2 separate regions of the Homo sapiens genome follow, and region 2 is linked to region 1. A link is a contact called in ENCODE Hi-C or POLR2A ChIA-PET data. All regions are on one chromosome and are shown on one strand. Each heading gives the region's core, a stretch centred on a gene start or an enhancer-like site at or near the end of the contact. The rest is flanking DNA. Distances are from core to core; before and after follow the strand shown.

Evidence for each region. A loop is a pair of places that touch in the nucleus more often than their neighbours do. ChIA-PET counts read pairs that join two places held with the same protein, here RNA polymerase II (POLR2A). Pooled maps may share reads with other maps.
Region 2: a pooled map shows a loop between it and region 1 (8-fold over the local background). The contact joins the promoter of BORCS7 here to the promoter of SLC68A1 in region 1. A Hi-C loop is called at or near these places in 1 of 37 single-sample maps with no recorded cell type and 6 of 50 pooled maps. POLR2A ChIA-PET finds 5 or more read pairs at or near these places in 2 of 52 experiments (WTC11 and activated CD8-positive, alpha-beta memory T cell).

Annotation. Positions count from the first base shown.
Region 1 is chr10:102,459,400-102,463,101 of GRCh38, reverse strand. SLC68A1 (solute carrier family 68 member 1) reads right to left here and starts at 1,707. Exons shown (of 10, transcript NM_024789.4): 1 at 1,652-1,707. LOC124902493 (a long non-coding RNA gene) reads left to right here. Exons shown (of 3, transcript XR_007062270.1): 3 at 1,042-2,309. RefSeq lists enhancers at 625-1,307, 1,308-1,991, 2,119-2,188 and a silencer at 1,629-1,848.
Region 2 is chr10:102,852,191-102,855,892 of GRCh38, reverse strand. BORCS7 (BLOC-1 related complex subunit 7) reads right to left here and starts at 1,634. Exons shown (of 5, transcript NM_001136200.2): 1 at 1,466-1,634. The coding sequence starts at 1,606. It overlaps BORCS7-ASMT (BORCS7-ASMT readthrough (NMD candidate)), which reads right to left and starts at 1,683. Exons shown (of 15, transcript NR_037644.1): 1 at 1,466-1,683. RefSeq lists enhancers at 1-291, 1,299-1,488, 1,088-1,600, 1,559-1,618, 1,601-2,114.

The DNA.
Region 1 (3,702 bases), core at 458-2,957:
GTCAATCCCTGCTGGGTCGATTGGCCCCTAAAAGGTCAATATCAACAACATCCTCAGCCCTAGGGAACAGCAGCAGCAGTCATAGGAAAACTGTCATCTTCAGACCCCACTGTGCCCCTCCTAGCTCTGTGTTCTGCTTAACTGTGGGAGTCAGAGAGAAGGGGCAGCCTGGGAGGCTTGATGTGCCTCTCTGAGTAAGACACTAAAGCAAGGCAGCAGGTACAAAGAAGAATAGTGATCATAACAGAGGAACATTTATTAAGCTTTCGCCGGGTGCACAGCACTGTGCTAAGAGACACAGAAACAATCTGGGAAGAGAGCTCAGAGCAGCGCGGGAGAAAGGGGCCACATCAGGAAGGGTTTTGTAAACCTTGTGCAAGATTCTATGCTGAGGACAACAGGTGGGGCGCTGGGGGTGGGGAAGTGACAGATCTGTTTGGAAGAAGCCCTCTAGCAGGTGTCAAAACTCTTCCCCTTCACCCTACCAGGCCCCTGGTAGGTAAAGACTAGAAAGGGATGGAAGCAGCAACATCTCCCTGATTTCTGAACCAACCTATGGTGGGTGGGGGAGGTTGATGAATTTAGTGGCGGAAACCAAGAATGCCGAACTGGGCCCCTGGAGTGAGAGGTATCAGACTGTACAAGAGACATTAGTGCAGAGGTAAAAGCTAAGAAGAGGCATAATTTGGAGTCAGGAGCCCTGGGTCAGGTGTGAACATTATCTTTAACTTACTATCTGAGTCTATTCCTACATCTGTGAAGCAGAGAAAACAATTCCATTCTCTGCCTATCCTCAGGAATACCAAATGAACAAATGAACATGAAAGGTATAATATGTGCCCTTTTCTCAACAGGCAGCTGACCCCTGAATTGTCTGCTGTGTTTCCTGTTTCACTCTCGGGGTCTTGTCTTCCTGCCCAGTCTCCCCACAGCAGGGTCTAGCACCAGGGTTGGGGGGTGGGGGCCCATCCTCCTCCTCCGGCTGGAAATGAGCTTTCAACTTGTTGAGATGGGGACCTTCTCCCTCTCCCTCCCCCACAGGTCCCAGAAGAGGCGACAGCTTCACCTCAGGACCACCCACCCCTCCCAAGCCACTGAGGAGTTTGGGATCAGCCCAGGAGCTCTTCACTCAATAGCTGGTGCTGAAACACGTGTAGGGCTGCTCCCCACCGCCTGCACGTTAAAATCACCTGAGGAGCTGTGCAATAATACCGAGGCCCAGGCCTCACCCAGAACAGTTAAATCGGAATCTCTTCGGGCGGGCCCAGCATCGGTGTTTTTCAAAGCTCCCCAAGTGCCACCAGGGTTAAATGCCTTTATGCTAATGGCACGGATCCCGACCTGACCAGTGCATCCCTCGATCCCAGACCACCAGGGAGCTATTTGACCCACTGCATCCCTTTCCTCCAGACCCCCGGAGAGCCTTTCTGCGAGGATTCCACCCTTGCCCCCTTGAACCCCGCTTCTTCCGCCCGGACCACACAACTCTCCCAATCCACAATATGATCACCCCAAAGACCCCCGCAGATAGCCCCCATGACTCCCAGAGCGCAAAGCATTCCCCTCCCCCTCGGGTCTGTCGTTTGTGCCAGATCGGCCCCAGCCCAGCCCGCTCCTGCCCGCGAGCCCCGGCCGCTGGCCAGCGTCTCACCGCAATCGTAGCCGGCGAAGCCTAATCCCACGGCTGGCGGGAGCCAGGTGCGAGCCAATGCGCCTGCGCGCACTTCTAGGGCTTCCCCAGCCTCTCCCTCCGCCCCCGCCCAGCGATTGGCTCCGCGCGGCCCCCGGGCGCAGCTCCGGCAGGTGACTGCGCCTGAGGCTGCCGCCGCCATGTTTGTCACGGGCGCTTGCCCTTAGCGACCAAAATTAAAAGCGGACACTGGCAAATAGGGTCAGGTTGCCTGGATTCCTGACCGGCTCAACCCCTCTCCTTTACCTCCACGATAGCTTAATGTCATTTCAGTTGAAACCAACACGTTTTTTCTAAGCGCTCACCTTCCTTCCCTCCTTGCCTAGTACTCGTTGGGAGAACAAAGAGAGGTCAGCATCCTCCATTGAGTCTTGTGGTCTGAGCGGATGCACAGCTGCAGCCGACTTGGAGGTGTCAGCGGCTCGATCTGGGACTCCCTGATGCTGCATCATGAGCCCTTCAAGGGTGGACAGGTCCAGGTTGAGCTGTGGGCACCAGGGCTCTAGCCACAGGAGCCAGGGCTGAAGGTGGGAAACAGCCACCAGGGCCTGAATGAGCAACCATGCAGCACAACCTCTTTGTATTAATAACGGCAATAATAAAACCTAAGGAGTACTGAGTGCTTGCTATGTGCACCGTACTACATTCAGAACAACACGTGCATTCTCTTGTTGAGTCCTCACATCATTCCTAGGAGGTAGGCGCTTTTATCCACATTTTATATGTGAAGAAACTGCATTTCAGAGAGATTCAATGACACGCAAACAGCAAGGGCCCAGTCGAGGTGGAACCCGCTATCCTGACTCCCATAACAAGAGTCTTTCCTCTTCCCACACCTGCACAATCCCTCAAAATCAAGTTTTGTTTGGCTCAATGTAGGCTGTGGAGGATGTTTTATGTTTTCTCCCAATTGGCCTGTAAGCCTGGATAGGTTTTTGGGCAAGCAAACAGCACACATTCCAGCTCTGCCTGGTTCCCCTACCTTGGGACACAGGGCAAAAAGCCTGTGGCCTTTGCCTTATGGGGGACTTGGAACTCAACCCCTAGCTCCAACACTTCTTTGCTAAGGGACTTCTTTATTATTATTTTTTGAAACAGGGTCTTGCTCTGTTGCTCAGGCTAGAGTGCAGTGGTGGCATGATCTCAGCTCACTGTAACCTCCACCTCCCTGGCTCAGATGATCCTCTCACCTTAGCCTCCCAAGTTGCTGGGACCACCACCTCACTCCACCATGCCTGGCTAATTTCTAGAATTATTTGTAGAGATGGAGTCTCACTATGTTACCCAGGCTGGTCTTGAACTCCTGGGCTCAAGGGACCCTCCCGCTTCAGCCTCCCAAAGTGCTGGAATGATAAGCGTGAGTCACTGCACCTGGCTGGGACCCTCCTTTTGTGAGTCTGTTTTATGCTTTACAGGGATTTTTCAGACATTAAATGAGAAACAAGGGTGTAGGAGCTTTGTGAACTGCTCATCCTTATGACCTTCATTGATGGTTGTCGGCTAACTTCCTGCAACAGGAATGTTGTCCTCCTCCTAACAACCACAGCAAATGGTCCAATGTAGACGCCTAGTGTCCAGGGGCTACAGATTATTCAACCAGTTCCTGAGGAGCCCCCAGGGATGCCATGAACCTTGCCCCCAGAATCCATCTCCCACTAACCTGTCTCATTTCCCTCCTTCCCAATCTCTCTCTTTCGGACACCCTTCACACTTCCCATGTCACCCCAAGCCACACATACACGCACACACATACATACAACCATCTCTCTTCTAGACTTAGACAACTGCTGAAACTCCTCCTGATCCAGAAAGCCTCATGAGTAGAAGACAGGTGATCATTTTGTCCCTCTCCTCACCTCTTACCTCCATCTGTGCTTTCCTGGCTGTGAGAACAGAAAACCCAGCATTCAGCCTGGGGTCCGGCACACTGGGATCTCCATACATTTGCTAAAGGAGTCTCCCCGCCTTTCTATCTGTGGCCAGCATGTGCTTTTATTTCAAAGCAAACCCGA
Region 2 (3,702 bases), core at 385-2,884, 390 kb before region 1:
CTACTCAGGAGGCTGAGGCAGGAGAATCGCTTGAACCCAGGAGGCAGAGGTTGCAGTGAGCCCGAGATCGGGCCACTGCACTTTAGCCTGGGTGACAGAGCTAGTGGGACTCCTCCTCTGTCTCAAAACAAACAAACAAACAAAGATTAACCCTTTCATCACTCTCTATTCCCAGATTAATTTTGCTTCACAGGATTTACCACCACCTGATTTTTTTCTGTTTCACTTGTTTATCGTCTGTCTCTTCACTAAAATGTAAACTTCCCAAGTAGAGGGATTTAGTTTTGTTTATTCCGTGTACCTAGAGCAGTTCCTGGCACATAGCAGACACCCAATAAGTATTTGTTAAATGAATACTGTGGAATGAGTTTTTTACACATGAAATTCTCAGCTAATCAAACAAAATAGCTATGTGGAGACTGCTCAAGAAGCAATGCTGCCAGGAGCGGTGGCTCACGCCTGTAATCCCAGCACTTTGGAAGGCTGATGCAGGCAGATCATGAGGTCAAGAGTTCGAGACCAGCCTGGCCAACATGGTGAAACCTCATCTCTACTAAGAATACAAAAATAGCCAGGTGTGGTGGTGCGTGCCTGTAATCCCAGCTACTCAGGAGGCTGAGGCGGGAGAATCACTTGAACCCAGGAGGCGGAAGTTGCAGTGAGCCAAGATCACACCACTACACTCCAGCCTGGCGACAGAGCTAGACTCCGTCTCAAAAAAAAAAAAAAAAAAGGAAAAGTACTTCCTTCAATTAGTCATTCTAAAGACTTCATGAATTAAACTCCATAAAAGACAACAGTGTCTAGCATATATAAAATGCTAAATAAATGTACGTTTATTATGATGAATATGTTGAATATTTACAGGTGGTTAACTATAAACACCTCTAGTTGAAAATATATATAATATATATTACATATATTATATATAATATATATGTATATTATATATGTAATATATACATACACATTATATATAATATATACGTATATATATTATATAATACGTAATATATAATACTTATATATATAATTCGCCTCCCAGGTTCAAGCAATTCTCCTGCCTCAGCCTCCCAAGTAACTGGGATTACAGGCATGTGCCACCACGCTCGGCTATATATTTTTTTAATTATTATTTTTTAGTAGAGACGGGGGTTTCTCCATGATTGTCAGGCTAGTTTCGAACTCCCGACCTCAGGTGATCCGCCCGCCTCGGCCTCCCAAAGAGCTGTTTTAAAGCACAGGTTCCCATGGCATCGCTTCTTCCCCCAACCCTCACACACTGTCCCTAACCAAAGAGACTGCACACCCCAGAATGCAACACGCGCCTCCGCGAAGAAGACCTACTCATAGCAAGTACTTCACAGCCTACAATTCCCAAGATGCAACGCGACCTCCTTCCCACAGCAACGAAAGACTGCGACTCCCCGGACTATCAGGCCGGGAGAGTCCACTTCCAGCTCACCTCGGAGCTCCGGGAGCCTTTCAGCACCTGCTTGGTGAGCGCGATTACGTCAGTACCACAGGTGGTCACCTTCTCCGTGAGAAGCCCCTTCACGGACTGACCGAACCGCGCTTGAGACTCTGGCGTTCCAGTCGCCATCATTTCAGTTAGCGAACGGTTGCGCACTGACGATGGTGAGTCGCCGGGGCCAAAAGACAAGCAAAGCGGAAGGAAAAGAGGCGTCTCTTCCTCCATGGGAAAAGGAAGGGACGCATGCGCCTGATGGAGGTTGACCTTTGCTCACTAAACTCATGAACTATTCATTGATATCCTGAGGAAAACAGGGTCCAGGCAAACATCTCTGGAGGGGATGGAGGACAGTTTCATTGACTCTATGGTTCAGAATCGGAAAGCCTGCGGCAGGGCATGGCGGCGCACGCCTGAAATCCCAGCCCTTTGGGAGACCCAGGCAGGAGGATCACCTGAGCCTGAGAGTTCCAGACCACCCTGGGCAACATAGCGAAACTCCATCTCTTTAAAAATAAAATAAAATTAAAATTAATACAAATAATTAAAAAGAATCAGAAGGCCCGGATTACAGTCCCAATGCTACCATTTAGCAGTGTGTGGCTGCAAATTACTCAGCTTCTGTCTTATATTCCTCATCTGTTAAACAGAAGTAATAATGTTTCCAAGGGGTTATGAGAATATCATTCCATTCATATATATATACACATATATATATATACACATATATATACACATATATACACATATATACATATATATACATATATATACACATATATATATACATATATATTTTTTTTTCCCCAGAGTCTTGTTCTGTTGCCTAGGCCTTTTTTTGATTAATTGAGACAAGGGGCCAGGCGTGGTGGCTCACGCCTGTAATCCCAACACTTTGAAAGGCCAAGGTGGATCACTTGAGGTCAGGAGTTCAAGGCCAACCTATCCATATGGTGACACACCTGTAGTCCCAGCACTTTGGGAGGCCGAGGCAGAAGGGTCACTCAAGGCCAGGAGTTCAGTATCAGCAGCCTGGGCAACATAGCGATAACTTGTCTCATTTTATTTAATTTTATTTTATTTTATTTTTTTTTTGAGATGGAGTCTCGCTTTGTTGCCCAGGCTGGAGTGCAGTGGCTCGATCTCAGCTCACTGCAACATCCGCCTCCTGAGTTCAAGTGATTCTCCTGCCTCAGCCTCCCAAGTAGCTGGGATTACAGGTGCTTGCCACCAGGCCCGGCTAATTTTTGTATTTTTAGTAGAGATAGGGTTTCACCATGTTGGCCAGGCTGGTCTCAAATTCCTGACATCTAATGATCCACCAGCCTTGGCCTTCCAAAATGGTGGGATTACAGGCGTGAGCCACTGCACCTGGCCTCATTCCATTCAATTTTAACAAACATTTCATGAACTAAATACCAGACACTGTACTAGGCTGGGGATAGAGAAAGAAATGAAATACAGTTCTTGTCTCTGTGGAACTCCCAGGCTGATGAGGCAGATAGGCCTGTAAACAAATGAAGAAGGAAAAACAATCTAATAGAAAAATTGGCAAAAGGCACAAGTAGGCAATTCAAAAAAAAAAATCAACTGGCTGATAAATGTGAAAAATGCTCAACATCACTAGTAATTTTTATTGATAACCTCTTTATTGTATTAATACCAAACTGATGGTAACCACCTTGTAAGTGAATTAATATGTAAAATATTTCAAGTAGGCCAGGTGCCGTGGCTCACGCCTGTAATCCCAGCACTTTGGGAAGTTGAGGCGGGAGGATCACCTGAGGTCAGGAGTTCGAGACCAGCCTGCCCAACATGGTGGAACCCCGTCTCTACTAAAAATACAAAAATTAGCCGGGCGTGGTGGTGGGCACCTGTAGTCCCAGCTACTCTGGAGGCTGAGGCAGGAGAATTTCTTGAACCCGGGAGGCAGAGGTTGCAGTGAGCCGAGATCATGCCACTGTATTCCAGCCTAGGCGACAGAGTGAGACTCTGTCTCAAAAAAAAAATAAAATATTTCAAGTAGCTCCATTTCTTTTTTAGTTAATAAAAGATGTGAGAATGTTATTGTATTGAAAATTTTGTTCAAAATTACCTGTATTCAATATCAACATTACTTCCTCTTCCAAGTGTCTAGATTCATATGTCTCCGTTGAATCTCATTTACTGTTTACTTTTTGTCCTTAATAAACTTTATTGAGTTTATGTGCATGAATTTATGTTATAATTTA